4 separate regions of the Homo sapiens genome follow, and regions 2, 3 and 4 are each linked to region 1. The links are chromatin contacts, found by Hi-C or POLR2A ChIA-PET in ENCODE. All regions are on one chromosome and are shown on one strand. The core of a region is the stretch at or near the end of the contact, and the rest is flanking DNA. Distances in the headings are between cores, read along the strand shown.

Region 1 (7,067 bases), core at 2,535-5,034:
ACAGAGGAGGGAAGATGCTGGACCGGCAAGCAATCTCAATCAACCAGGCCTGGCCCAAGTCATCAAGGGCATCGCCAAATTGGCTCAGGGAGTGGGAGGATTAAACCAGACCCTGGAAACTGCTGAAGGACAGGGACGGCAAGGCTGCGGGCTGTGTGGCCCCATTCATCAAAGCGGGTGGACGTGTGCAGGGTGGGTCTGCCTCTGGGCATCCGTCGACAGGGCCACTCAGGCCAGCCTGGGGCCTGCTCACTGTGTACCGGGCACCCCTGCTGGCCTCTTCTCAACCCTGAGCTCATTCCTCCAGCAGGGCTAGGCCAGCAGCTCTTTGTCTGTGTGATGGCCTTGGCCCAGCTGAGACCTTGAGGAAGGCTGTCCTCAATCTGGCCTTCTTTGAGCCTACTGTCCCAGCTCCCTGTCCCATGCTGGCCTCAAGGCCCTACTCCCTGAAGGATTAAGCCCTCTGATACTCATCAAGGGATTCTGGATATGGTCTGGCCCAAAGTAGGGCATGGACAGATGACCTCTCCACTGGGGCCAAGTCCTACTTTTAAAGGGCTCTAGCCTTTGTCCCTAACAAATAACAAAACTTCTTCCCTGGTGCCTGGAGGGAGATCCTGGGAACTCCCTCTTGGTCTCCAGGAGGAGGGCATAGGCTCAGTCAGGCCCTGTCCCACGGCTTCTGAATCCTCCTTCCATCCTGCATTTCCTTGCTGGAGAGCATTCGGCTGAGTCCCTATTTGGTCAGGTCCCAAGACGTCCAGGGCCACCCCCAACTGCTCTCCCTACATACAGTCTCCCCTCTCGAGGACTCCTGGACTCCCCCACTCTCAACAGCCTCCTTTTCTCCTGACCATAATTCTCTTTCTCCCCATAGGTCCCTCTCCCCTCCCAGGCCACCCCCCAAGGCCCAGTTCCAGGTCTACCTCCTCCAGGAGGCACAAATGCATGGAGGGGCATAAAAAAGGGGAAAACCTCAAAATTGGCCTAGAATCAAGACCCCCAAAAAACCAAGAAACCTCTGTGGGCTGATGTGGTCTGATTTATCCAGAATAGTTTCATGCAGGAGGTGAAATTGGAACAGGGCCATGAAAGAGGGGGAAGATTTGAGCAAGAAAGAGGGAAGGACATAAGAGGAAAGAGAAATGGGTGAGCAGAAGACTCCCCCAACAGTCTTTTCTGTCTAAGGTCAAGGGCAGGAAGACAGTCACCCTTTAGGTCTCAGTCTCAGGAGGAGCTGGGGAAAGCCAACAGTCCCTGCCCTCCATCTCCCACCCGCCAAGAAACCCACAGAAGGAAGCTGTTGGACCATCTCCAAGCGCAGTTCTTATCTGCCAAGCTTGCCAGTTCTCTGCCTGCTTCCAGATGTGACTACCACTTCATGAGGCCACATCACATCTGCAGAGTGTTTTTTAAGTTCAAAAATCCCTGTCATTATATGAACTGGTTTATTGTATTTTGACTCTTAGCACAGCTTTGCAACGTAAGTTGAACAGGTATATGACCCCCAACTTTACAGCAGAAGAAATGGAAGCTGGAAGAAAATTATTTTGGGTGAATTACACAATGTTCTGTGTGCAAAGCAGAAGGGCTCTTGGATGACTAGTGAGTGAGCTTTAGGATTTCTGCCACCTGTTTTAACTCTCAGAGGTTTCCTTTTTTGTTCTGTTTATATTCTAGATCAGTGTTTGGCAAACTTTTTCTGTAAAAAGCCAGAGAGTCAATATTTTAGGCTTTGCCGGCGATAGGGTCCACACAGCAAGTGGCTGTGGCACAAATGCAGTCACAGACAGGAAGCAAGTGAATGGGTGTGGCTGCGTTTTGATAAAACTTTATTTGCAAAAACAGGCTGGAGAGCTGGACTTGGTCTGTGGACCAGTTTGCCAATCCCTAAAATCCTAGCCGTGGCCTGGATCATTGAGGTGTTCCTATAGGGTGGGCAGACTTGCCCAGGCCCCTTGAAGCCTGCCCCACACAGCCCTGAAAGTACTCGCTGCCCACAGTCCCAGCTCCCTGCCTTCTGCTCCGCATGGAGTGAGCAGGAGGAGGCCCGCGTGGAAACCCCATCTAGACGCAGACAGTGGCCTCTTCCCGAGGAACTTTCCCAGTTGTCACCAACAAAAGTCTTCACCTCCAGAATAATCAGTTCTTTAAAAAAAAAAAAAAAAGACTCACAAATAACAAAAAATAAAAATAGGCTCGCCTCACAGAGCACGCTGCCCCTTCCCAGTGGACCTGCTACCTGGAGGTCTCAGACAGGAAACCACGGATTGGAGAACTTCTGGCCCCATTTATTGTATGGGCGCCTATTTTTGTCCTGAGGGAGGAAGCACTTGGGGGTGGGGAGGTGGCTGGGGAGGGAAAGGGGCTCTCGTTTGTAAGACCCCCTCCTTGATGGCTGCTACAGCGTCTTGGGCCAGCAGGGATGGGGAAGGCCACTACAAACCTGTCTGATTAAAAAAGAAGAAAAAAATATTTCTCTTTCAAAGCTGTCTGTAGAGGCTTTTCTCTTTTTTTCTTTCCATTTTTATTGCCTTCAGCAGTAGAGAGAAAAACAGAGATACCCACTTTCTTGTTCTTGCTTATTAAGGAAATGACATTCACCCCTAACTTGCTGTACGTGACTACCGTCTCCTGGAATTAGAAAATGTTTTTCCAGCACCTCTTCCTCCTCATCGTCCCTCCTTAGAAAGAGGTACCAGAGGAGTCAGGCTGCCTGGATTCCAATCCCCCTTCTCCCAGCTGTGTGATTTGAGGCAAGGTATTTGAGCTCAGTTCTCCAATCTGTGAAATAATAATAGAATAAACATTTCCCAGGGTATTTGTGAGACTTCAGAGATAGTATATGCAGCCCGCAGCTCAGACAGCACTCAAGTCATGGTAGCCTCTGTGGTGGAGGCACAAGTTCTGGACTAAGATGCTGGGTGGGAGTCCCTCTGGGGCAGGAGCAAGTCACTCAACCCATATTTAATGAGCCCCTAGATGTGCCCCAGGGGAACGTACACTCCACTGGGAGAATACAGACGCAAAAGAAATAAAGCAAACATGCGACAGGCGCTGCAGGGAAGAATCGAGTGACGATTCTTGAGTGATGAGGAGGCATATGGAGTGTTCACAAGCCCTTACTGAGAAGGTTACATCCGACCAAAGACATCGGTCTGTAAAGTGAGGTCAATAACAGTACGTGCTCCATGGGACAACGTGAGGGTAAGATTAGAAAAAGCAAGGACCTTCTCAGTTCCTGGAACACGGAAAGCACTCTGTGAATGTTCGCTAGTGTTACTGTTGGTGCATTACGCTCCTTGTTGAATTCTCACTAAGGGGACATTAGGAGAATACCATGTCCCCGTCTATGGGACAGGTACCAGCCCCTGCACTTAAACTCAGTCCATAATGGCTATAAGACAATGCCTGGGACACAGAGAGATGCCTGATCCGTAATGTTGGCCTGGGTGAATAAGGTCAGACCTCACCTCCGTGGGACCACGGGTGACATGGAGCAACAGTCGCCGGTGCACAGGGCCTGGGGAGGCGAGGTGGGGCATGGTTTTCAGGACTCTGCTCCTGGGTGTCTCGGGGCACTTTACTAATCCTCACGCCTGTGAGTTAGCATGTCCTAGAAGTTTCCAGAAGACTTGGCAACAGCTAACACAGCCCTAGGGAACAATAAAGTTACTCCTTCTCATCTGGAGGTCTGGGAACCCGGCTACAGAGGCTTCAACCCCAGTGTGGGGCAGCCCCAGCCGCGGCCCCGGCCTCCCGCCCAGGACCCCCATTACTAAATAGCAGCAGCGCCACCTGCTGGGGCTGCCAGGCCATTCCTTATCGGCCACCATTTTCACTCCTCCAGGAGTGAGGGACACCTGAGTGTCATTTCATGGAGCCATGATTTTCATTTTGAAAGCTCATTTGTCCCTCGGATTCTTTAGAGAGGTAGTGGGGAGGATCTCTCTGTTATCATCCAGGGCCAAGCAGAAGAACGAGGAAGGAACTGTCCCTTCCTTTAGCCATCTCCCGTGTGAAGGCTGGACTTGGACACAGGCTCAGGAGGCCAGAAAGCCACTTTCCGTCCCCTGAGCCTTCTGGGGACCCTCAATGGGGAATGCTTTGGGCACATCCCTAAGGCCAGAAATCCCACTTGACCGGGTGGCGTCCACTGTTGTGTGGGCACTAAGCCCCTTTCACAGCAAAGGGCTCCTGAGTCACACGCTCTGGACAAGGCCAGCAATGTGGGGGCAGGGGAGCCGGCCCTGCTAGGTCTGAGCCATCTAATGATTAACGGCCAACAGACACAGAATTTGGTTTCAAAATTTCCTAAGAGAAAGGCAAAACGAGAAGTCAGTGGGTTATGTAGTTCCTACTGTCAGACCAAAGACAGCAGACATAATGTTTGTCTGGGAGAATTCAAGGATAATGACCAAAATACGTCCTGATAGAAAGCCCTGGGCAGGACACTGGATAATTCAACAAACAACGTCTTTCAATGGGGTATTGTATATGACACAAAAGCACCAGGCCACTGTGTGATATAAGGAGGTGGCATTTCCGCAGGGCGCCGAGGGCCCTGTGCCCGGGAACCTGAGGAAATCTAATGCTCACCTAGGGGCCATCTAGGGCACAGGGACAACATGCCCGTTAGACCGTCTTTCTCACACTGGTCGCGCCGACTTCACACACATGGAGAAATTGCTCCCCAAGTCACACCTCAGAGTAAAGGGGTCCTGGGGGAGGGGGTGCCGGGGGGTGGTCTCAGACCAGAGATGAGGTGAAGGATATGCAATTCGGATTTCATCCCTTGCCTTCACATGGAACTTGGTCAAGTTAACTTGGAACTTAGTCAAGTTAATTCAGAACTTAGTAAATTAACTCGGCTTAGACTATGGATTACAGATTATGCGGCTCCATCTCCCCACTTAGCCAGCCCCCATCCTTCCAAGGGCGGAAGCCAACACTTTGTAACTCCCCCAGCCCCACCCCAGTGGGTGTTCCCCTGCAGCCCCGTGCTGCTGCCCTCCTGGAAGCAGTGTGTTCCCAGGGGTCCCAGGGAGGGGCGGGCCCTCTGGAGGAGTGTCATGCCTTGGCCTAGCAGGGGACATGTGGCCCAACAGGAGCTTCCCTACACCTTAGTGTGGCTGCCTCTTGCACCTCGCCATCCTCCCACTTGCTGCAGGGAGGAAGGGCCTGGGCATTGAGTGGGGTCATTTTCAGGACAGTGTGCATGTGCAGCGCTGACCAGGAGGCATGGCCGGTGAAGACGCCTTTGGCTGCTGGCGCTGGGACCAGGGGACTTCCCACAGCAAGCACCAGGCTGGAGCCTGCAGAGTGGTGCGCTGGTGCCCTCTAGTGGGAGCACACCACCATACAGCCACCGATCCTGGCGAGGCCTCCACTCCAGCAGTCCTCAACACTGGGGCCACACTCAGAGCAGGACTGTTAATGATGGGCCTGGGCTGCCCACAACACTGACAGAGTGGTAGCCTGGCCAACCCCTCCACTCCTGTGATAGAGATGCCAAAAATGCTACCAGGACACCAGCCTTGTGGATGGAATTTGGGGGTCCCCTAGAACTGCAGTCTGAGCCCAAGTGTGTGTCTCAGTGTCTGCCTGCCCTATGGCTTCAACACTGAGAACCATGATTGAACCCTGAATCCATGGCCCTGTACTCAGAGCCTTCTGCTGCCCCCCATCTCCCACCCACTCCACCCCCGCCGACCCCCCACCACCCCATCAGTGTTCTTAGAGAGCAATGTCAGTCTCAACTGGCCTGAGGCTGCCATTGTATGGCATGTCATGCCTCGGTGTGGATGCCATAAAACCTGGCTATTGGCTAGCTCCTATCCCAGCGTACCTGCTCCTTTCCCTCCAGCCACCAGTGTGGGAAGGAAGACCTTGGGGACAGTTAACACCACCAACAGACCCTTTACTTAACTAGCTCACTAAATGCCTTTTCAGAGTGCAGAACTATTCCTGGCAGCAGGGGTTCACAGAGGTATAGGGTGAGCCCTGGACACAGACACCTACTGTCTACCCTGTTGCCCCACATCCTTGTGGGGGCTCCAAGAGCCTGAGTCCAGCAGCTCCAGAGATGAAGTTCCTGAGGTCAGCACTGCAGTGAGACTCACCCCTGGATTCATTGCCAGTTGTGGAAACACAGCCAGATGGAGTCACCAGGAATAGGGGCCTTGGCTTTGGCTGGAGAGGAGCTTGGCCAGACGCCTAGGTGTCAGCATCTGACCCCCAGTGGAGGCATCACCTCCTAAAACCACTCATTGTGGCATGCGCTCTGTGTGTAACCCACTGAGAGATAAGCTAGGGCTCCCAGGAGATCAACAGGCATTCAGTGTGGGGGCCCATGGCGCCCTCTGCTTTGTACTCAGCCACACATTCACGCCCCAGACTGCAGGAGCTGCAGCAGCACAGGGGAGGAAGGTGGGGTGTACTGGGAGAGGACCCAGACTTTGCCCTTCAGGGACTGTGACCTGGGCAAGGCACCAGCACTTGCTCGGGCATTTGCAGCTTTGAATGCATGTGGTAATCTGTGCATGTCTCATTTCCTCTACTAGGCTGTGCCTCTCGTGGGGAACTGTATCTTATGTGATCAATTCTCTCTCTCTAAAAGGCTAGGGCAGAGCACTTGTCCATGAAGATGAGTTAAGTGAGCAAGTGAAGGAAAGAGGAAGATTTGGCAGAGGCACTTGAGGCTTACAGAACAGCCATGTGCTCCCCTTCTTCCCGCTCCCCTGCAGAAGTGTCAGCCCTTGCAGTTGGGGCGGGGGCATGTGACTAGTTCTGTCCAATGGGCTCTGAGTGGAGCTGATATTTCTGGGCCAAAGCATTTAAGACATACAGCAGGGGTGTCCAATCTTTTGGCTTCCCTGGGCCACACCGAAACAACTGTCTTGGGCCACACATAAAATACACTAATGATAGCTGATGAGCTAAAACAAAAAATTGTAAAATACCTCATAATGTTTTAAGAAAGTTTAAAAATTTGTTTTGGGCCATATTCAAAGCCATCCTGGGCCACAGGTTGGCCAAGCTTGACCTAGAACACGACCCTCCAGCTC
Region 2 (7,067 bases), core at 2,720-5,219, 240 kb before region 1:
GTCCCAAGCCACCCTCATTTTTATTTTTACCAGATAGGTTCCTCATGACCACGGCACTGATTTGAGAGCTGGGTGACAGGCACCCAGAGACCATCGCATAGGTGGTCCCAGAGTCTAGACACCTGGGTTCTAGCTCTGGCTGTGTCATCCCCTGGTACTCCAGCAGCAGGCTTTCTGGGTCCTGGTTTTCTCATCAGGATGACAAGGGGCTGGAGGAGCTGGCCTTCAAGGTTCCATCCAGTTGAAAGATCTGTAACTCCAGGACGTTGCTGAGGCTTTTTGAGGCCCTAAAAGCAGACTACCCAAGCTATTAAGGGTCCCTTTGCATCTGTGCTCTGCAGAGAAGAGGCTTTGTTGGCCAGGTGGGCACAGATGCTGGTGTACTGGACTCCTGATGGGCAGGGGCCTGGAGAGAAGCAGCACCCAGCGCTTCCTATGCTTAAAGAAAGGCAGGGTCCTGGTCAAAGGGCTGTAAGAGCCTGGGCAAGTCCAGGACTAGCCTCACCGCCTCCTTCTTTCTGTCTCGTCCTGAGAGATGAGCTGGTGACTGGGTGCAGTGGGGGGGCGGGTGTCTTCATTCTAGGAGTCACCAATGCCTGTCCCCACTAACCCTCTCTGCCAATGTGTTTTCTAGATTCCCAACTTCTTCTGGAGCCTGGGGATCGGTCACACTGGTGCGTGGTGGCATACTGGGAGGAGAAGACGAGAGTGGGGAGGCTCTACTGTGTCCAGGAGCCCTCTCTGGATATCTTCTATGATCTACCTCAGGGGAATGGCTTTTGCCTCGGACAGCTCAATTCGGACAACAAGAGTCAGCTGGTGCAGAAGGTGCGGAGCAAAATCGGCTGCGGCATCCAGCTGACGCGGGAGGTGGATGGTGTGTGGGTGTACAACCGCAGCAGTTACCCCATCTTCATCAAGTCCGCCACACTGGACAACCCGGACTCCAGGACGCTGTTGGTACACAAGGTGTTCCCCGGTTTCTCCATCAAGGCTTTCGACTACGAGAAGGCGTACAGCCTGCAGCGGCCCAATGACCACGAGTTTATGCAGCAGCCGTGGACGGGCTTTACCGTGCAGATCAGCTTTGTGAAGGGCTGGGGCCAGTGCTACACCCGCCAGTTCATCAGCAGCTGCCCGTGCTGGCTAGAGGTCATCTTCAACAGCCGGTAGCCGCGTGCGGAGGGGACAGAGCGTGAGCTGAGCAGGCCACACTTCAAACTACTTTGCTGCTAATATTTTCCTCCTGAGTGCTTGCTTTTCATGCAAACTCTTTGGTCGTTTTTTTTTTGTTTGTTGGTTGGTTTTCTTCTTCTCGTCCTCGTTTGTGTTCTGTTTTGTTTCGCTCTTTGAGAAATAGCTTATGAAAAGAATTGTTGGGGGTTTTTTTGGAAGAAGGGGCAGGTATGATCGGCAGGACACCCTGATAGGAAGAGGGGAAGCAGAAATCCAAGCACCACCAAACACAGTGTATGAAGGGGGGCGGTCATCATTTCACTTGTCAGGAGTGTGTGTGAGTGTGAGTGTGCGGCTGTGTGTGCACGCGTGTGCAGGAGCGGCAGATGGGGAGACAACGTGCTCTTTGTTTTGTGTCTCTTATGGATGTCCCCAGCAGAGAGGTTTGCAGTCCCAAGCGGTGTCTCTCCTGCCCCTTGGACACGCTCAGTGGGGCAGAGGCAGTACCTGGGCAAGCTGGCGGCTGGGGTCCCAGCAGCTGCCAGGAGCACGGCTCTGTCCCCAGCCTGGGAAAGCCCCTGCCCCTCCTCTCCCTCATCAAGGACACGGGCCTGTCCACAGGCTTCTGAGCAGCGAGCCTGCTAGTGGCCGAACCAGAACCAATTATTTTCATCCTTGTCTTATTCCCTTCCTGCCAGCCCCTGCCATTGTAGCGTCTTTCTTTTTTGGCCATCTGCTCCTGGATCTCCCTGAGATGGGCTTCCCAAGGGCTGCCGGGGCAGCCCCCTCACAGTATTGCTCACCCAGTGCCCTCTCCCCTCAGCCTCTCCCCTGCCTGCCCTGGTGACATCAGGTTTTTCCCGGACTTAGAAAACCAGCTCAGCACTGCCTGCTCCCATCCTGTGTGTTAAGCTCTGCTATTAGGCCAGCAAGCGGGGATGTCCCTGGGAGGGACATGCTTAGCAGTCCCCTTCCCTCCAAGAAGGATTTGGTCCGTCATAACCCAAGGTACCATCCTAGGCTGACACCTAACTCTTCTTTCATTTCTTCTACAACTCATACACTCGTATGATACTTCGACACTGTTCTTAGCTCAATGAGCATGTTTAGACTTTAACATAAGCTATTTTTCTAACTACAAAGGTTTAAATGAACAAGAGAAGCATTCTCATTGGAAATTTAGCATTGTAGTGCTTTGAGAGAGAAAGGACTCCTGAAAAAAAACCTGAGATTTATTAAAGAAAAAAATGTATTTTATGTTATATATAAATATATTATTACTTGTAAATATAAAGACGTTTTATAAGCATCATTATTTATGTATTGTGCAATGTGTATAAACAAGAAAAATAAAGAAAAGATGCACTTTGCTTTAATATAAATGCAAATAACAAATGCCAAATTAAAAAAGATAAACACAAGATTGGTGTTTTTTTCTATGGGTGTTATCACCTAGCTGAATGTTTTTCTAAAGGAGTTTATGTTCCATTAAACGATTTTTAAAATGTACACTTGATTTCATGTTGTCCTCCAACTCCTTTTTCTTCTGCTGCTTGGAGGGAGTGGGGAGGAGTGAGTATTCATCCAAATTCAGTTGAGTTGGCGTCTTCCCAGCCCAGTGCTTGGAGGATGGGAGACGTGGGCCACAAAAGAGACATCTAGAACAGCCCTGGTCTTCAAGAGTGCTGGAAAGACCTGCAGCCACCCAGACATCCCTCCTTCTTGTGTCTTGAATTTGTAATGGGAGACAACCTACAGGAGCTCTGTGGGTGATAATTCAAAGCTTGTAGAATTGAGGACAGGGAATTACATCTAGGGTAATGGGAAGGAGACAGGATTAGAGGATGGATGGATGGAGAAGTTTAGCCCCAAGAACCTGGGTCCATCTGGTTCTTGCCAACTCCTCACTTGGTATTAAATCCTAAGCCTACTGTACCCCTGCTAGACTGGATTCCAGGAGAAGTTTCCTGGGGGCTGAGACCCTGGAAGGGTGATGAAGGTGGGGGTTGAATGTCAGTGGTGTTCAGAGGGACTAGGCCACCTCCTGGCGCCCTCCCAAATACTGTCCTGGGCCACAGAAGTCACAGAGTACAAGTTCCACTCTGCAATATCGTCCCTTGTCTGCTGGGACTTAAGTGACAGTTCACTAGTCCCCTTCCCCAGCCTAGCTCTGGTGGCACTTGCAGTCAAAATGCCTCTTCAGTGCTGTCTTTGCATCAGCCTGCCTTGGTTCGCTGCTGAACCGTGATCTGAGCCATGTTTTAGATTTGGGAAATCTTGCACAAGAGATGGTCTAAATTGGGTACCAAACAAACGGCTGTGCAGGTGTCTATGTAAGGGGTTTTGAACCTTATATCCAGGAAGGGGGTCCTTTTGAAGTGGGGGTTAAGATTTGAATATCATAAGCCTGTACAATTTCATGAAAGCTTTTTGGAAGGCCAATGTAGGACAGCCAACTTTCTATTTTGCCAAAAAATGACCAAAAGCGCTACAGCCTACTGGCGCCACCACTTCATTAAAGGGAATGACAGTACAATTGGTTAGCAAGAAATATTAATACATGTTGATTGCTGATTTATGCTCCAGGGCATTAATGCCAAGTGGTCATCCTGGCCAACTTGTTTACATGTGATAGGGAGCTTACTACCTCTAAAAGTAGCTTTTGCTTTTTTTTGTTTTTTTTGAGATGGAATCTCGCTTTGTCGCCCAGGCTAGAGTGCAGTGATCTCGGCTCACTGCAGCCTCTGCCTCCCGGGTTCAGGCAATTTTGCTGCCTCAGCCTCCTGAGTAACTGGGATTACAGGAACACACTACCACACCCGGCTAATTTTTTGTATTTTTAACAGAGATGGGGTTTCATCACGTTGGCCAGGCTGGTCTTGAACTCCTGACCTTAGGTGATCCACCCGCCTCGGCCTTTCCCAAAGTGTTGGGATTACAGGTGTGAGCCACCACGCCTGGTCGCTTTTTGCTTTTTATCATTGAACTGAAACTTGCTTACATCGTAGTTCTGTAACCCAGAATAAGTGCAAAATCTCATCTCTAGAAAACACCCAAGGAGGGTTCTAATTAACTCTAGGGTGGTAGCGGCGGAGGAGGGGCAGGGAGGGAAGGTGTTTCACTGGGGGCTGTCAAAGTTATTTTAGTTTGCTCTAAATTGCGTCGGCATGCCCGGAAGCTCTTTAATAATTGTAGCTACCATTTACTGAATGCTTCACTAGGTGCCAGGCATAATGTTCAGGCGTTTGAGGGAATTCTCATTTCATCTTCATTAGGACACGCTGCAAAAATGGAGGCTTTGAGAGGTGAAATGACTGGCTCAAGGTCACACAGTGAGATAGTAAGTGGTTAGGGAGATCAGGATCTGACTCCGGGCTGAGTGGTTCTTCCTGCTTGGTCCACGCCCTGTTGAGATGTTTATTTGGTAGGATCCTGTGTGGCTCCAGTCCCACAACTCCCTGAAATGGAGAGAAGGTGGGAGGGTGGTCCGCCACGTTTCCTCCTGACCACTTGCGCAAGGCCTCTGGATTTGGGAGGCAGAAGCTGTGGCTTCTGGAGGAAGGAGAGGCTGGAACAGGGGTGGAGGTGTGTGGGTTCTGGCAGCATGGCTGATTCCGGGTGGTGGGGAAAGAGGAGTGCTTAGGAGGAGTCTGGCATTTGCTGGTTTCTGACACTTCCCTCTTTTTGCCGGCAAGCCCGTCACCCACAGTCATCTCCTGAGCACCTTCAATGTGCCGCAGCGGGCACGGAGGTAACGTGGACCTGGACGGTGCCTGTGAGTGATGCTGGGGGACAAGACGCCACACCTGAGATGATCAGCAACAGAGCAGGCAGAAGAAAAGGCGAGGACCCAGGAGGAGGCCTGGTCTTGGGGCCACAGGTGCTTGCAGAGGAGGTGGGACTTTCAGCTCAGATGGCATTGAGATTAGCAGAGTAGGGGGAGAAGGTACCCCATTGGAAGGAAGTTTTCCTGCCTCTTGGTACTCCTTCCTTTCAGTTTGCCCCTTAAATTTCAGGGTATCTTATATAATTCGATCTCAGGCTCTGCTCAGGCTACACCCTCTCCCTGGATGACAGCATCACTCTGGTGGTTCTGTCTCCCTCAGACCTGTAGATGCCTCAGCTGTCCCAACCAGAAACCTGGATTCCCCATCCTTGCCCCTGTCCCCCATAATGAAAAAAAACAAATTCCCTCCATCCTGTTTCACCCGATCAATAATTATAAAATGCAAATATCTCTCTCAGAGTTCTGTTTTCTCTACCCCCACTAGCATGACTTATTTCAGGGCCTGTAAGTTTTCCCTGGGTCTCCCTTACCTCTGGTGAAAGTAGCCCTTCAGCATCCACCTCTGCCAACCTCTCCCCTGAGTCCCCAGCCCTCCACGCACAGAAACCTTTTGTTCCAGGCATGCAGGGGGATGCACTGTGCTGCAGGCCCGCCGTGCTCATGCGCTTCTGCAGCAAGTGCTTTGCAGCCACTTCAATTAGCTATCTCCTCCTTATCCTTTGGGATGTGATGCAGGCAACACTTCCTCCAAGAAGCCTCCTCCCTTTAAAAAATTTCTGTCTGGGCGGGCGCGGTGGCTCACGTCTGTAATCCCAGCACTTTGGGTGGCTGAGGCGGGCGGATCACCTGAGGTCAGGAGTTCGAGACCATCCTGGCCAACACGGTGAAACCCCCGTGTCTACTAAAAATACAAAATTAGCCTGGCATGGTGGTCGGCGTCTGTAATCCCAGCTACTTGGGAGGCTGAGGCAGGAGAATCACTTGAACCCGGGAGGCGGAGGTTGTGGTGAGCCAAGATTACGCAATTGCACTCCAGCCTGGGCGACAAGAGTGAAACTTTGTCTCAAAAAAAAAAAAAAATTTGTCCTGAAGAATGTTCAATAGTGTAAGATTCTCTCTTCTGCTGAACTATAAGCTCTTGGCACCCTGGGGTCTCAACTGGAGTCTCAGTTAGGATTCACTGCCCTGACAATTCCTGGTGTGGTACTCAGACAGGACTTGTCTCATGAACGAGGCATATTTGTGGGCTTAGCTTGGGCTGGGAATAATTGTCATCATCTTCATCATCAAGAGGCAACACTGAGTATGTCCTGACTCTGTGCTAGGCAGTGTTCTAAGCACTTTACACTGGGATTGTCCCATATGATCCTCACAGCCACTCTGCGAGTGGATACCATGATCATCACTCCCATTCTACAGATAAATAGGTTCAAAGAATTGCCCACAGTCTCCCAGCTGTTAAGCGATAGCATCAGATTTCATCACTTCTGTGTTATCTAATCTCTCTGGGCAGGCCTGGCTCAAGGAGTTGGGTATATGTTTTTTCTAAAACAAGTTCTGGTTTGGAAGGACCAAGCTGATCTGACTGCTGAGCAACAGAAACAACACCTGCCATTTGTACTTGTCAGTGCATACCAAGGGTCATGCTGCCTGTGCCCCCACGCCGCAGAGGACGTGGGCAGGCCTTCCCTGATTCAGGAAGGGCCTGACCCTCCAATGGGTGAGTGATTTGCCCGGGACCACCTATGCACAGCCTGTGATGGAAGCTGGATTTGCACCCAAACCTATAGCAAGCGATGACTTCTCGCTGGGTCTATTAAGCTCCCAACACTCAGCAGCCTGCAAAGGACCTGTTTGTCAGCTCAGCCGGTGTGCCCTCAATGAGCAACTCCTGATTGTCCCTGAGGGTGTGCTGGGGGCAGGCAAGGTGGGGGCCTGATGTGAAATAGGATGTGGCTCACAGTCACCGGTTTGGGGGTCAGACAGATCTGGGTTTGAGCACTCACTTGGGCAAGTCACAACCTCTCTGAACCTCAATTTCCAAAGCACAAAGTGTGTATTATACTTTCATGAGGCTAAAATCGGGACTGGGGAGAAAATTCAT
Region 3 (7,067 bases), core at 2,164-4,663, 190 kb before region 1:
ACCAGGAGACTGGGTCCCTACGCCACTGCCTCGCTGGGTGGCCCCCTCTCCAGGTATTAACGACTCCATCACCAGAAGGTGCAGCTGTGTGTGGTCAGCAGAACACCTCATTGTGGGCTTTTCTTTACATGCCGCCCTCTCCGCCGCCTGCCAGGTTCCCCACTGGGAACACAGGAAGGGACTGTGGCATTCACCTGGACAGCGACTGGCCTTAAATCTTCAATTAGAGTGGCAACACTCGGCTTGAGGGTAGGGCAGGTGTGTCTTCCTTCTGTATCTCCCAGGGCAGGGCTCAGCTCTGTCTTGCACCCAGCAGGTGTTCAGGGTCAGCTGATGGGTGCTTAGTGGGGCGTTTGGTGGGTGACTCTTTGGCTCATTTGTTAGTGCTTCACTGAGGATGGTGAGGCCAGCAACCTAAGTCTCAGCTTCAAAAGTGCTTAGAAGTTCAGCCAAACCCCACACCAACACCTGTCCACTGACCCCAGTCCCAGTGGGTCCTAGCGGGAGAGCAGATAGGCTTTACTGCACGCCCACTGCCCAAGAGAATCAGCAGCAGACAGACCCAGCAAGGCGGGCGAGTCTCGTGGTTAAGAGGGAAGAGAGCCGTAATTTGTGGAGGACTCAAAGCTCATGCACTGTTTCTCCAAACAGTCTAGCAAGATGGGATTGTGCATTCCCATTTTCAGCAGATGAACCGAGGCTCAAAGAAGCCGAGTGAGCTGCCTGGCCTCACTAAACCTCTTCCTACCTCTCTCTGTGGACGTATCTGATTCATCGCTGTGTGGGGGACACCGAGTGTGTGCGTCAGGGTCAGCAGCAGGGCCTTGGCAGCAGAGGGGACCCTGTGAGAATCCTGCCGTCTTTCTAGTGCTGTGACCTGGGCCATGTTGGCCTCTCTCAACCCCAGGCCAAGTCCTCCCCTGTGTAAGATGGAGAAGGTCCCACCTCGGGCGTGGCGTGAGGAGATGAGGGCGCTTAGGTGGGTGCCTGGTTCGAGGCGTGCCCGTGGTGTTAGCTGTACCTCTGTGACCTTGGGCGAGTCCCTTCCCTGTAAGGGCCGCAGGGTCTTCATCTGTAAAACGAGAGGGTGGCTTTAAAGTGCCTTCCACATCCTGGTATCCTGGAGTATTTGGAGGGGCCACTGGGGAAAAGCGATGGAGGAACTTCTGGGGAGGGGCAGCAGGTGCAATTGATGGAAGGAGGTGGCCCCGGCATCCCCACTGCTTCTATAGAACCCAGGAGGGTGAGGGGTCTGTGGGGTCGTGTTCTGACCCATGCCCTGCACCGTGAAGGGGAGATTCCTCCAACACCATGGCTGAGGGGGCCGCAGTGTTGCTGGAACTCATCAAGGGCATAGGGTGTGGGGCTTTGCTCCCTTAGGAAGCGGCCTCCTCCACCGTTGGGCAGTTCCGGTTTCCAGAACATCATCCTTGTGTGGACCCGGCATCTCCCCCAGATCTCTTCTGAGCCTCCGACCAGGCGCCTCAAGCTGAGGGCATCCCTTGACCAGGAATATTTTCCTCGGCTCAGTCTGTCCAGACCGTTCCCTCCCTAACTAAGGGATAGTCCAGAGTTCTGGAAGGAAGGGCCTTCGTGAGGGGAGGCCAGCTGTGCCTGCCCACTGAGGACCTTCAGCCCGTTCTCTGCCATTGCAGACCCCGTGCCGGCCCCACTCCCAGGGGCAGGCGAAGGCTTGGCCACTGAGACACCTGTGTTTCTGGCTCTAGGACGTGGCACCCTCACAGCTAGGCCTCCCAGCTCTCCCTGCACAGAGGCCACCCAGCCTGGGAGGCTTGCAAAGTGCAGCACAAATTCACACACCCCACATCACACACACCCACACACAGCACACACACATACACCACACGCATACCACACTAATTCTCCATTCTCACACCATGTACACACAACGCAACCCTCTCCAACCACACATACCCCGCTCCCTGCGTGCGTGCGTATATACCACATCCCCCACCCCCACACAACACACAACACAACCCTCTCCAACCACACATACCCCGCTCCCTGCACGTGTGCGTATATACCACATCCCGCACCCCACACAACACACAACGCAACCCTCTCCAACCACACATACCCCGCTCCCTGCATGTGTGCGTATATACCACATCCCGCACCCCACACAACACACAACGCAACCCTCTCCAACCACACATACCCCGCTCCCTGCACGTGTGCGTATATACCACATCCCCCACCCCCACACAACACACAACGCAACCCTCTCCAACCACACATACCCCACTCCCTGCATGTGTGCGTATATACTACATCCCGCACCCCACACAACACACAACGCAACCCTCTCCAACCACACATACCTCGCTCCCTGCGTGTGTGCGTATATACCACATCCCGCACCCCACACAACACACAACGCAACCCTCTCCAACCACACATACCCCGCTCCCTGCGTGTGTGCGTATATACCACATCCCGCACCCCCACACAACACAGTCACACTCCACACCCAGAGAGTCTCACATGCAGCGCCCAGGTTGTGTCCTACACAAGGGTGCCCAGCTGTGGGTCTGAGGCAGCTCCCAGGGTTCTGGGGCAGGGCTGGGCACCTGGAGGAAGGGCACCTCCTAACTGGCACGAAGGTGCCCTCCGCACTGGCTAAGACTCTGGCACCCATGACCACAGAGCACTCCCCACCCACCTCCAGGCCTCTCTAGACAGTGAGACATCAGGCCCCTGAGGACCCCCAGCCCTCCCCACTGGAAGGCCCTGCCCGTGCCCCACCCTGTATTCCTCCCTGGCCCTGAGTGCCCTGCCTCGAGTATGTGGCTCCAGGCACAGCTGGCTCTTCCCTCCCCAAGCCCCTCAGTCCCTTAGTACCTGGACCATTCCCTTCATCCCCCACATGCTTATGGGGCACCTGCTGGGGCCAGGCCCTGGCTTAGTGCTGGGGAGACAGAGGGGACGAAGTCACGCTCATCCTCAGCAGGCATCTGCCATCTACACACCAATGGCCATGCCCAGGGAGCAGGACTGTGGCAGAACATCCCTGGCAGCTGTGGGAGCCCCGAGGGGTGATCTGTAACCCTGACTAGGGAGCAGTCAGGGAGAGCTTCCTGAAAGAGGTGGCAGTAGACAGAGGCACGTGCTTTCTAACTTCTGTGACTCACTGCATGCTGAGCTCTGCCCCTTCTCACCAGAAAGGGAGGCCATGGTGTGGATCAGAGACAGCCCATCTGCAGACCTGTGATCAGGAACAGTGAACCTCTGTGTTGCAGTTCCTGAGATTTGGGGCTTGTTAGTCACACAGTGACATGGCAGTAGCTAGGCAACACGGACCCTGAGCCCCCTTTCCAATCTGGCGACACACCTCATGAGTTACAGTCCCTCCCCACCTGCTCAGCCTCAGCACTTCTCCTTTTCCTCTAAGCTGCACCCGGCTGAGCCTTGCCCTGGCTGAACAGGACTGCACTGATGACGCGCCTGGGCCATGAGCCTCCCTCCCACCCATTTTGTTTGCCTTTGAGATGCCTTTGTGTCGTATGTTCTGCTGGGTCAGCAGGAGATTCAAGAGCCCTGACCTGAGCTCCCTGCACATTTCTGGGAACTGGAGGTGATGGAGTGGGCCGGGTGCCTTGTGTCTGATGTGTAGGTGGCATGATGTCAGGAATGGGGCAGAAAAAGGCTTCCAGGCTCCCGAGACACATTGAGTCCCATTGAGCATAGATGGCTATTAGGGACTTGTCTCTAGCACAGGGAGAAGGAGGCTGTGGCCCCTCTGAGAGGCCTTCTTTCAGTTCAGCTCCTAAGGATGGTCTTCCGGAAGCTCTCTGCATGATCTTTCACTTACCCAAGAAACATCAACATTTGCCCCCGAATGACACAGAATCACACTGGTGGTTAGGCTGACACAGCGTTTACACGGATTTGAAACTCTGTAGGTGTGACTGCTGGCTGCAGAAACTCCACTGAGTGCTGAAACATTCTAAGCCACAAAAAGTAAGATTTTAGAGTGTGCAGAATTGCAAGGGTCTGTGTATGCATACAAGTGTTGTTAAAATTGGCTTCTCACCTGCTTTAATCACACTTTTGTTATTTGGGGGAAATGCTATAGAATAAGTCTCTTTTCACCTTGCTAGCCTGTCTTGGTTCCCACTGGAAGTTTTCTTCTTTTGGCCTAGGTGGGTATTTGGGTTTCACCTGATTTGTTCTGGGAAGGGAGGGGAATGGTGGTCCTTCCTCTCTGGGGCTGGAAAGTGAAGCTTCGTCAAGCCCTGAATGGTCCCCATTGGAAGGCCTGGGCCAGGTGTTGGCTCTCTGTAGCACAGCAGATGCCACAGGCAGGGACCCTGCACCAGGACCTACCCAGAGTTGGGCTAGGCCTATGAGAGGTTGTCTGTTGTCTGGAAATTCCAGCTCCCAGGAGACTGACCATGCCAAGGTGGTTAAGGCATTGTCTCCTTTGCTTATTTCCTTATAGCACCCCCAGCACAAGGTGGGACCCAAGTAGGGGTTCACTTGAAAGACGTGGGCACAGGTGATGAGACTAGGAGACAGAGCATCACCCTTGAACCATCTCTGCTTCAGGTCAGCTGTGGGATCCTGGCCATATTATTATTATTATTATTATTATTATTATTATTATTATTATTATTATTATTATTTGAGATTAAGTCTCGCTCTGTCACCCAGGGTGGAGTGCAATGGCACGGTCTTGGCTCACTGCAATCTCTGCCTCCTGGGTTTAAGCGATTCTCCTGTCTCAGCCTCTCGAGTAGCTGGGATTACAGGCTGCGCCACCATGCCCGGCTAATTTTTTTGTATTTTTGTAGAGATGGGGTTTCACCATGTTGGCCAGGCTGGTCTTGAACTACTGACCTCAAGTGATCCACCCACCTTGGCCTCCCAAAGTGTTGGGATTACAGGCGTGAGCCACCATGCCTGGCCTCCTGGCCATATTATTTATTATTTTTTTTTAGAGACAGGTCTTGCTCTGTCACCCAGCCTGGAGTGCAGTGGTGCGACCACAGCTCACTGCAGCCTTGATTTCCTGGGCTCGAGTGATCCTCCTGCCTCAGCCCCCTGAGTAGCTGGGACTACAGGTGTGTGCCATCACGACCAGCTAGTTAAAAATATATATATTTTTTTGTAGAGATGGGGTCTTGTCATGTTGCTCAGGCTGGTCTCAAACTCCTGGGCTCAAGTGATCCTCCTGCCTCAGCTTCACGACGTGCTGGGATTACAGGCTTGAGCCACTGTGCCTGGCCTGGCCATATTGTAAGACTTAATCTGTCACCTGGGACTGATTCCACCCATGGAATGGATGCCCCCATGGGTTGCAGGAGACTCAGGACTCTGCCTGGGAGCCAGGGGATGCCCAGTGAATGGGGAGGCTGAAGATGGAGACCAGTTAGAATTATGGGACACTGAGCAGGAAGCACAGACCTGCACTCCACAGGCCTGGATCAGGGGACTCAGGCACAAAGGTGGCCTGGGTCCTCAGCCTGGTCCCCATACCCACCCACCAGTCCCATCTTAGGACTAAGAAGGCAGCAATTCGAGGCCTGGTCTTTGTGCCTACAGGTCCCATGACATGGGATTGTTACTCTGCTTCTGTGAGCCTGTCTCCCTTCTTTACAATGGTGTCAAAAACATGTCACCTGGCAGCGCTGTCGTAAGGATCGAACATAGTCATATATTTAAAGACTATAAAGCCCCATTCAAACCTATGGGATGGCTCTGTAAGCCTCAGTTTCCCCAGATTTGAAATGGATATAAGCATTGTATTTACTTCTTTCACGGGGCTCTGGTGAGACCGTAACCAGATAATGTGTGCTAAAGGGCTGCAGAGGGGAGAAAGTGCTGTGTGATGAATCGGGCTCTCAGGGGCCAGCCTCCTTAGCGCGGCAAACACAGCTGCTCTGGCTGGCGCTTGGAGCTGTCTGGCTGGCAGCCAGTCCAGGGCAGAGGCAGCTACTGCATCTGCTTCCAGCACGGGCCAACTGCTTCCTTGGAAGACTGCTTTTGAACCACTCCCCCTCCCCAGCCCTGAGTCACCCAGAGATCAGGTGGGCAGCAGAGAAAGGTGGGACTCCCAGCTCAGATGACACTCAGGTAGGGCCAATACACCTGTTAGGCATATACAAAGGGTGCTGCTATGGATGGCATGTTTTTGTGTCCCCTAAATGCATATGTTGAAATCCTAATCCCCAATATGATGGTATTAGGAGGTGCCTTTGGGAGGTGAGGAGGTCAGAGGGATGGAGCCCTTATCAATGGGGTTAGTGCCCTTATAAGGGAGACCCCAGCAAAGTCTCTTACTCTCTTTCTGCCATGAAGATCCAATAAATTAGCCACTGGGAAGTAGGCCCTCACCAGACCATGACTATGCTGGCACCCTGATTTGGGACATCCAACTTCTAGTATTTTAAGAAATAAATGTCTGTTGTTCATAAGCCACCAAGTCTATGGTACTTTGTTACAGATGCCTGAATGGACTAAGACAGGAGCCCACAAAATGTTTTTTAGGGGCCCACAAAGTGTTTTAATTTTTTTAAAATCAGGGGTAAAAAAATGAACTTCTAGGTGGGAGAAAATGTTTTAATAAAAATAATATATTTGTCTCTATTACCAATGTAGTCATAATATTTCCATTTTTTTTTTAAATGGAAGAAGGGGCCTATGAAGGCAAAAGTACCTAAGGCCCATAGGAGTGAGAATGCAGCCCGAGTCCATGGTATGGATTCTGTTCCACATTCAAGCAACTTGCCAGAGCCCCTGCCCCATGTTGCAGATGTGCCAGCCAGTGTTGTTTCAGCCAAGATGGCAGACCCTGAGATTGCAAAAGAGCACAGCAGCATGGCCTGCTGTCCCCAGACAATAATTCTGCACTACTTATGACAGCTCTCCATGGCCATCATCGTACTGTGTTCCAGGAGTGATGGATGGCGGCTCTCAACCATCTTTTCTCTTGCACCCATCCAAGGCATAGCACACATGTACCAGTAAGAAGAGGGGCTCCCCAAGGCCCAAATTCTGAAAATATTGGTGTGTATGTGTGTGCTGTTTTAGTATGTAGTTTGAAA
Region 4 (7,067 bases), core at 1,413-3,912, 140 kb before region 1:
ACATGAGGTATCTAAAATAGTCAAATTCAAAGAAGCAACGAATAGTGGTTGCCAGAGGCTAGGGGGAAGTGCAGATGGGGAGTCGCTAATCAATGGGTGAAAGTTTAAGTTATGCAAGATGCATATGTTCTGGAGATCTGCACAACATTATGGCTATGGATACAATACTGTACTTTATCCTTAGAAACCTGTGAAGAGGGTAGATCCATATTCAGTATCCTTACCACAGTAAAACTAAAAATAGAAATTCAAAAATATTTAAAAAATAAAAAGGAGCTTGCTAAGCAAATATGAGTTGTAAATAGCAGAGCAAGGAGACTCCTGCAGCTACAGATGACCAATAATCTTCTTCAATCACTTTGAAAACCACCTCGGCAGAAACTATTTGTTCTTAAACAAGAAAAGCACACATTGAAAATTCTTCTTTTTCATCTCTGGAAGAAGGATCTCTGATTGGCATGTTAGTTGGGGCAAAAATGGAATCAATTCCACCAAGATCTACTGGGATCCTACCATATAGGTGCTGAGTTATGCACCAAGAAAACAAACAGAGTAGCCCCTGCTCTGCCTGCAAGGCAGTGAAATGGGGTGGTCAGATCTGGATTCCAGGACTGATTCTACCGCTTGGTGGCTGTGTGGCCCTGAGCAAGTTGCCTGACCTCTCTGCTCTCCTCTGAAAAATGGGGATGATAATCTTCAAAGTGCTGTCTGAGTTAAAAGAGAAAAGAACACACGAGGCACTCGATTGAGATGGAGGCGTCCATGCAGTGAGATGTGCTGCTACCGTTACTGAACACTACTACAAGGCAACGTGAAGAGGCTGGGGTGAGGATGGAGCAGTAAGGACAGAGGACACTTCCAGGTCCCTTAGGAGGAAGCTGTTGGTGTGCTGAGGGGGTGCCACACAGAAAAGGTGACTTCAAACTGGGCCTAGGAAGAAGTGTCAGGGACAGGAAGACAGAGAGGCAGAGATGACTCCAAAGTTTCAAGCTTGAGTAACTTAAAGAATGGTTAATTTGATGAGGTCAGGGTGTGAAAGGATGTCCCCAGGGACTCCCAGAGAGCTGGGTGTCCTCCAGGCTGAGGCGCCTGGGGACTAAGCACATGCTTGAGCTAAAGGAGCGTGGGGACCGAGTAAGCTTGGACCTCAGAATGAAGGGGGCCTCTGTGAGCACAAGGACCCCCAGACGGGCTGGATGGTGAGGACTTTGCATCTATCCCTTGGGTTTGTCCTCACCCTCAGCAAGACCCTTCACTCAGAGATGGCCTGTGGGTTTGGGTTTTACTCAGAAGCAGCAAGGAAAGCACTGCAGGGGAGCCCCGGGGGTACAGACGCAGGGGATGGAGTGAGTGACTTGACAGCGGAAAGGCCGTGGCGTGGGTTCTGGGGCTGCTACCTGGCTGCAGGGAGGCAGGCAGCATGGGTGGGGGCCTGCATGAGAGCTGCACTGAGCAGGGGGTCTTGGGGTGCAGTTCTGACCACATCCTTTTGGAGGGTCCTGAGGTATGACCTGGGACAGGTGTAGTGGGCAGCTGGAAATGTGGGCCTGCGGGTGGTTCTGGGAGTTGGGGGGATCTCAGGGCAAAGTGGGTGCTGTGGATTTGGGGTCAGACATCTACATGGCCCCAGGGGGAAAGCCTAAGCTTTTCCAGCATGGAGGGGGCTGCAGCTGTGCCTTTGGCTCTGGAAACTTCCATAAGCCGGCTCAACCTGCTTTAGGGATGTAGGTCAAGCCTGGTTATGAGGCAGCAAATGGCTTGAAGAATTCAGGGGTCCCTACGGAGCTGCGAAAGGCAACAGGCTGTTCACAAGGATTGTTGAGATCCGTAGGGCACCCCTTTAAGTCCCCATCTTTTCTTTTGGCCCAGTTTTAGGGAAGCCAAGATTTCTCCTGGAAAGAGCCCTACCTGGAGTTCAGGAGCTCCAGACCAGCTCTGGCATGGACCAGCTGTTTGTCCCTGGGCAGGACACTCAGCCCAAGTAGCCCTTTAAGATTAGGCATGTGCTCAGCCCCTAGGCCCCATCAGCCTAGATGACAACTAGCTCTCTGCCAGACGCCGTGCCCCGGGCACTTCCTTCCATCCTCCGGCCTCGTTGTCCCTAGTGCACTTAGCTGTCTCTCCATGCCTTGCCACCCTCCCTGCACCTTGCAGAGAAAGCAGCATGAGCACCATTTACAGATGAGGAAGCCAAAGCTCAAAGCAGGTAAATGCTTCCCAACGTGGTGCAGTTGATGAACAACAGAGCCAGGATGTGAACCCTGCTGCAGCCCGGCCCTAGTTAGCTTGGTACATGGGGCTCTGCCCTCTTCTTTTACAAATTGGAGAAGACCATAGGTGATTTATTTATTCTTCAAGTTTACCATGAGCATTGGATGGGTCTGTGTTTGTCAAACTGGCCCGAAAATTTGAATGCATCCAACAAGTGTGCGTTAGGCGTGGCTCTTTGTTCTTGTCTGCACACATCTCCTGGCACCTCCGGATCTCACACTGGAATATTTGCACTACCTCAGGCGGTGTTAAAAGTGTCCCAGCAGCCAGGGCCGGCGCTCGGCTACAGCCTTGCCTCCCTCTCGGAGGAGCAGGTGACGACAACACCAGGAGGTGTCCAGATCACGCAGAGGGAACGTGTTGGGGCAATTCAGGTCACTGCCCTAGAACAGTGCTGCTCCCTGTCTCGAGGTGGGTTGTCCAGGGCACAGGGCAATGCAGGCAAGGATGGGAGGACCCAAGAGGCCACGCAGGCCCGCTCCTAGCCTCCATGTCATTCCAAAGGGTGCAAAAAGCAGAGCTGCCAGCCCTCCTGGAGCTGCATTCTGAGCTCAAGGCACTTTGAGAGTGAAACAAAGTCAGGAGAGGCCATTGTCTGAATCTGCGAAACAAATCTGATTTCAAGTGCATTTGTTAAGAAATGTGGTTTGGGTACATGGAGTGGCAGAGGCTCATGGGTTTACAAAACACCCGAGAGAGAACTGTGTGCTCTGTGCTTGTCTGGAATGAGCATGCTATTGTTCTATAAACGGATGCTTCAAAAACACTCATAAATACACTCCCTCCCTTCTCTTAAATTGCTCTATTATTGTCTTTCTTTCAAAACCATAAAGATGCCCCTTGACCCCACAGCTCTCCTTCCCTGCTGCCATTCACAGAAAAACTTCTCGAAAGACGTGTCCACACTCCTGTCCTCACCTCCGCTGACACCCAGGGCCCGTGACCTGCTTGTTGCCAAACCCAGGACACTTTTCTGTCCTGGTCCTTTGATTCTCAGGAGGCTGTTCCTCCTTGTGTCCTGGTAGCCCCTGCAGAGGCCTGCCGGTGGTGGGAGGGTACAACATGGGGGAGGCGTCCAGGTCCCAGTGAAGGGCTGCTGTGAGGGTTCTTACACGCCCCCTTCCTCTCCCTCTCCATCTATACTCTCTTCCTGCGTGGTTCCATTTGGTCCCCAGCTTTGAGCACCAGGTGCATATCGATACTTCCCAGAACCCTCTATCCCCTACCTCCATGCGTGACCTCTTCAGGATCTCTAGACCCTTCCACCCGGCCAACCTCCGGGCAGTTCCCTAGGGACAGCTAACAGGCGACTCAAACATAACTGACTCTTGCTTTTCATCCCCATTCTATTTCTCATCCAGTATCCTCCATCTCAGAAAATGGGGCCACCAGGCTGGTAAACGGGGAGCCCATGTCCCCTCCTCCCTTCCCTCCAACTCACATTACCGAGTCCTGCTGGCTCTAACTCAGAAATTCAACTAGAGCCTAAACGTGCTCTTCGCCCTCACTCCGAGGCTGTCTTCCAAGCCACCAACCTCTTGCTGCGCAGCCTAAGCAGCCCCACTCGGCTTCCAGCTTCCACTTTGCCCCCTTTCAATTCTCTCCCCTGACAGCAGCCAGAGGGGTGTAGAAAGTGAGTTATAATATCTGGCAGTGCAACCACCTGCTAAATTCCTGCTTCTCAAAAGTTCCTTGGTCATTCTTGTTTCTTTCTTTTTCAGATGAAATTTAGAAGAAAATATGTTTTCATAGAATAAATAATCCAGTGGCAAACCAGTCCAATCCAATTCCAAGATCGCTCATTGAGACAACACTTACCATAGGCCTCCCCTCTGCAGCCAGTGCTCCCGATTGGGAATGACTGGAGCCTCAGTTCACAACACCCCACGGGGGAAGGGGGTGCTGGTTCCCTTTATATAAACCCAACGAAGAAAGACCTGGCTTTGGGGAGCAGAAGTGACTGCTGTTGCACATCTCTTTGCTGAAGGATGGGCCCCCTTTTTTTTTTTTTGGAGACCGAGTCTCGCTCTGTCGCCCAGGCTGGAGTGCAGTGTGCGATCTCGGCTCACTGCAGTCTCCACCTCCCAGGTTCAAGCAATTCTCCTGCCTCAGCCTCCCGAGTAGCTGGGATTACAGGCACCCACCACCACGCCTGGTTAATTTTTGCATTTTTAGTAGAGATGGGGTTTCATCGTGTTTGCCAGGATGGTCTCGATCTCCTTACCTCAGGTGATCCACCTGCCTTGGCCTCCCAAAGTGCTGGGATTACAGGTGTGAGCCACCGTGCCTGGCCCGGATGGGTCCCTTTCTAAGTGAGCCTACCCTCACAGCTTTGTCCCAGTTATCTGAGACGCATTCCAGACCTGGTGCTGTCTGGCTGTGCAGGGGGCACAGGCGGCAGGTCTCTTACCTCCCTGAGGCAGGTGTAGATGGGGCACACGAGCACACGGAAGGGCTCGCCTGTGCTGCTGCGCATGGTGCCGAAGACCTCGCACAGGAAGGTGATGAAGCCCAGCCAGCGCTCCACGTCCTGCTGCTGCAGCTCCTCGCGCACCGTGAAGTCCTTCTGTGGAGGCATGAGAGACCGCGTCAGCCTCCCGGGGCTGGGGAGGGGCCTGGGTGCCACCCTGCTGTGCAGAGCATCTGTTGTCTTGGGGCTGCTCCTGGGCAGCAGGCAAACCCCATGTTTTAAATGAGGATGGGGGTGCGTGATTGCACTCTCTGTGGCTGGGACCACCCTGACCTGGGGCCATAACACCTCTTCTTCAGGTGTCCCCAGGTTGGGGACACAGCTTCCTTGCCTCTAGGCATTGCCCAGACCTGCTGGTCATCCTCCTTCACTGACAGCAATGCTGATGTGGGAGGATGAGGTAGAACGGGAGGTGACACCCTCCCCAGACTCAGCACTTTTCCACTTAACTCCCTGTGGCTAAACCGTCTCCCTTTGCTAACCCCCAAGTCATGCCCTCTGCGTGGTGGACTGGGGGTAACCAGAACACTGCCCACCCACACATCATCAGCAGTGGCAACAGAGGACCATGTGGGCTAGCGCCCCAGCACTGGGCTACACAGCTACAGCCCGTCCCTCGAGGGGCCTAGGCATTCATTCGTTCATTCATTCATTCATCCTCCTTAAAAATATTATTGCCCCATTGTGTGACAGGCTCTGCACTAGGAGCTAAGATAAGACATATTCATTCATCACTGTGATACAAGAGAAGAAAGTATAAAAAACCAAGGAGCTGGGTTCCATGGGATGGTCGCTAGGGAAGGTTTTGGGGATGGGGCCATGAAATACCACAGTCATACCAGTGCTCAACAGAAAGGTTAATATAGCTAAGGTGTGGAGACCACACAGGAGGCCACTGCAAGCATCCAGGCAGGATGAAATTAAAACCTCAGCGCTCTGAGAGCTGAAAGATAAGAATCTGGGGTAGCTTAAATAATATTCAGAAAGATATTTCCCCTACCTCTTGTCTTTGGTTTTGGCCATATGTCTTGCTTTGGCCAATAGAATGAGGCAGGAGTGATGGTGTGCCAATTCTGATGTGAGGCGTTAAATATTTATGTTGACTTTCATGTTTCTTCTGTCATCCTAAGAAGACTCTCTCTGGGCTAGCCTGATGGTCCCAGGGAGAAGGTGGGCAACATATGCGACAGGGCCTCACCTAAGTCTAGCCTAGGTCAGGTGACCCCCAACCAACCTGCACACACACCATCTACATGCACGCTTACTGCTGCGTGCCACTGAGATTTTTATGGTTGTTTGTTCAGCCTCAATAGCTGACCAATACAGGAGTGACACAAGAGACATTGTGAAGGTCAATAGTACTTGCTAAGTGGTGGGTTGTAAGGGTTGATGGAAAGGGGAGACTCCAAGATGACGCCAAGATTCTTGGTCTGGGTGACTGTGTCACCACCAAAATAGAACATGGGAAGACAGGTTGTAGAATGTGACTCAGAGCATTCCCACAGCCCAGTCCCCCACACCACTGCTGACTTCAGCCAAGCATCCTTGGCACCAGAATCTCAGCATCTCCAGAGATGGAAGGCCCTCAGAGATGACTTGGTTAACATCTGTCCCTTGTGAGTGATGAAGGTGCAATCTAGAGGGTGGGCCTTGGTCTCCTCAGGTGGCAGGTCAGGGGCTGGCTGAGAAGCCCTGCAGTGCCAGCTTTGGATGAGCCTAGGCCACAGCTTATAATGACCTGAGTTTCATCAGTTACAAAAAAGTATATACTTGTGTGTGTATCTATAACTATTTTGATATCTATATTTATATGTAAAACAGTAACAGCAGCAGCTGCTATTTGTGAGCCAGACACTGAGCCAAGGATATTAATTGTGGTATTTTACATAGTTATCACAATGGTCCTATAAGGCAGGTCCTATTACTGCCCCATTTTATAGATGGAGAATCTGAGGATAGAGAAGTTGTGTAACTTGCCCATGACTATGAGCCAGTGGCAGGGCTGGGATTCAAACTGACGTCAGCCTGCTCTGGAGACCAAACATTTTTTCTCCTTATGGTGTTTTTTATTTTTCAAAAAATGTTTTTGTGTATATTTAAGGTATACAACATGATGCAATGGGATACATATAGGCAGTAAAAAGGTTACTATAGTGAAGCAAACAACATATCCATCATCTCACAGTTACCCATTTTTGTTTTGTTTGTTTTTGTGGCAAGAGCAGCTCTTATGGTGTTTTTAAATTGGAAAGTAGTGCATCAGAGCCCACGCTTAGTCACTCTCCAAGTCTGTACTTTCCACGAAGCCATTTGTCCACACGGTCCC

What was found. Hi-C counts contacts between places; a loop is a spot of excess contacts on that map. ChIA-PET counts read pairs that join two places held with the same protein, here RNA polymerase II (POLR2A). Pooled maps may share reads with other maps.
Region 2: a map of chondrocyte shows a loop between it and region 1 (4-fold over the local background). The contact joins two enhancer-like sites. A Hi-C loop is called at or near these places in 14 of 168 maps with a recorded cell type or tissue (B cell, CD4-positive, alpha-beta T cell, CD8-positive, alpha-beta T cell and 10 more), 30 of 37 single-sample maps with no recorded cell type and 19 of 50 pooled maps. POLR2A ChIA-PET finds 5 or more read pairs at or near these places in 1 of 52 experiments (K562).
Region 3: a map with no recorded cell type shows a loop between it and region 1 (4-fold over the local background). The contact joins two enhancer-like sites. A Hi-C loop is called at or near these places in 6 of 168 maps with a recorded cell type or tissue (chondrocyte, dorsolateral prefrontal cortex, head of caudate nucleus and 2 more), 3 of 37 single-sample maps with no recorded cell type and 9 of 50 pooled maps. POLR2A ChIA-PET finds 5 or more read pairs at or near these places in 1 of 52 experiments (H1).
Region 4: a loop to region 1 is called in a map with no recorded cell type, with 6 times the contacts of the local background. The contact joins two enhancer-like sites. A Hi-C loop is called at or near these places in 6 of 168 maps with a recorded cell type or tissue (IMR-90, MCF 10A, chondrocyte and 2 more), 13 of 37 single-sample maps with no recorded cell type and 10 of 50 pooled maps. POLR2A ChIA-PET finds 5 or more read pairs at or near these places in 1 of 52 experiments (H1).

The regions. Positions count from the first base shown.
Region 1 is chr18:48,673,693-48,680,759 of GRCh38, reverse strand. All of the region lies in intron 6 of CTIF (cap binding complex dependent translation initiation factor), which reads right to left. All of the region lies in intron 3 of LOC105372107 (a long non-coding RNA gene), which reads left to right. Among named protein-coding and RNA genes, the nearest start is that of MIR4743, 6.6 kb to the right of the region's middle. RefSeq lists enhancers at 3,552-3,611, 3,632-3,701, 4,338-4,962, 5,436-5,615. Within about 2 kb of position 3,784, at least 8 of the 41 ENCODE cell types and tissues checked have a DNase peak (open chromatin) inside an H3K27ac peak, as active enhancers do.
Region 2 is chr18:48,915,478-48,922,544 of GRCh38, reverse strand. It overlaps SMAD7 (SMAD family member 7), which reads left to right. Exons shown (of 4, transcript NM_005904.4): 4 at 635-2,692. The coding sequence ends at 1,173. Among named protein-coding and RNA genes, the nearest start is that of SMAD7, 32 kb to the left of the region's middle. Within about 2 kb of position 3,969, at least 4 of the 41 ENCODE cell types and tissues checked have a DNase peak (open chromatin) inside an H3K27ac peak, as active enhancers do.
Region 3 is chr18:48,865,402-48,872,468 of GRCh38, reverse strand. No RefSeq gene overlaps it. Among named protein-coding and RNA genes, the nearest start is that of CTIF-AS1, 27 kb to the right of the region's middle. RefSeq lists an enhancer at 3,671-3,780. Within about 2 kb of position 3,413, at least 8 of the 41 ENCODE cell types and tissues checked have a DNase peak (open chromatin) inside an H3K27ac peak, as active enhancers do.
Region 4 is chr18:48,814,991-48,822,057 of GRCh38, reverse strand. CTIF (cap binding complex dependent translation initiation factor) reads right to left here. Exons shown (of 12, transcript NM_014772.3): 10 at 4,682-4,837. CTIF-AS1 (CTIF antisense RNA 1) reads left to right here. Exons shown (of 3, transcript XR_935449.3): 3 at 1-4,058. Among named protein-coding and RNA genes, the nearest start is that of CTIF-AS1, 23 kb to the left of the region's middle. RefSeq lists enhancers at 723-792, 893-1,142. Within about 2 kb of position 2,662, at least 4 of the 41 ENCODE cell types and tissues checked have a DNase peak (open chromatin) inside an H3K27ac peak, as active enhancers do.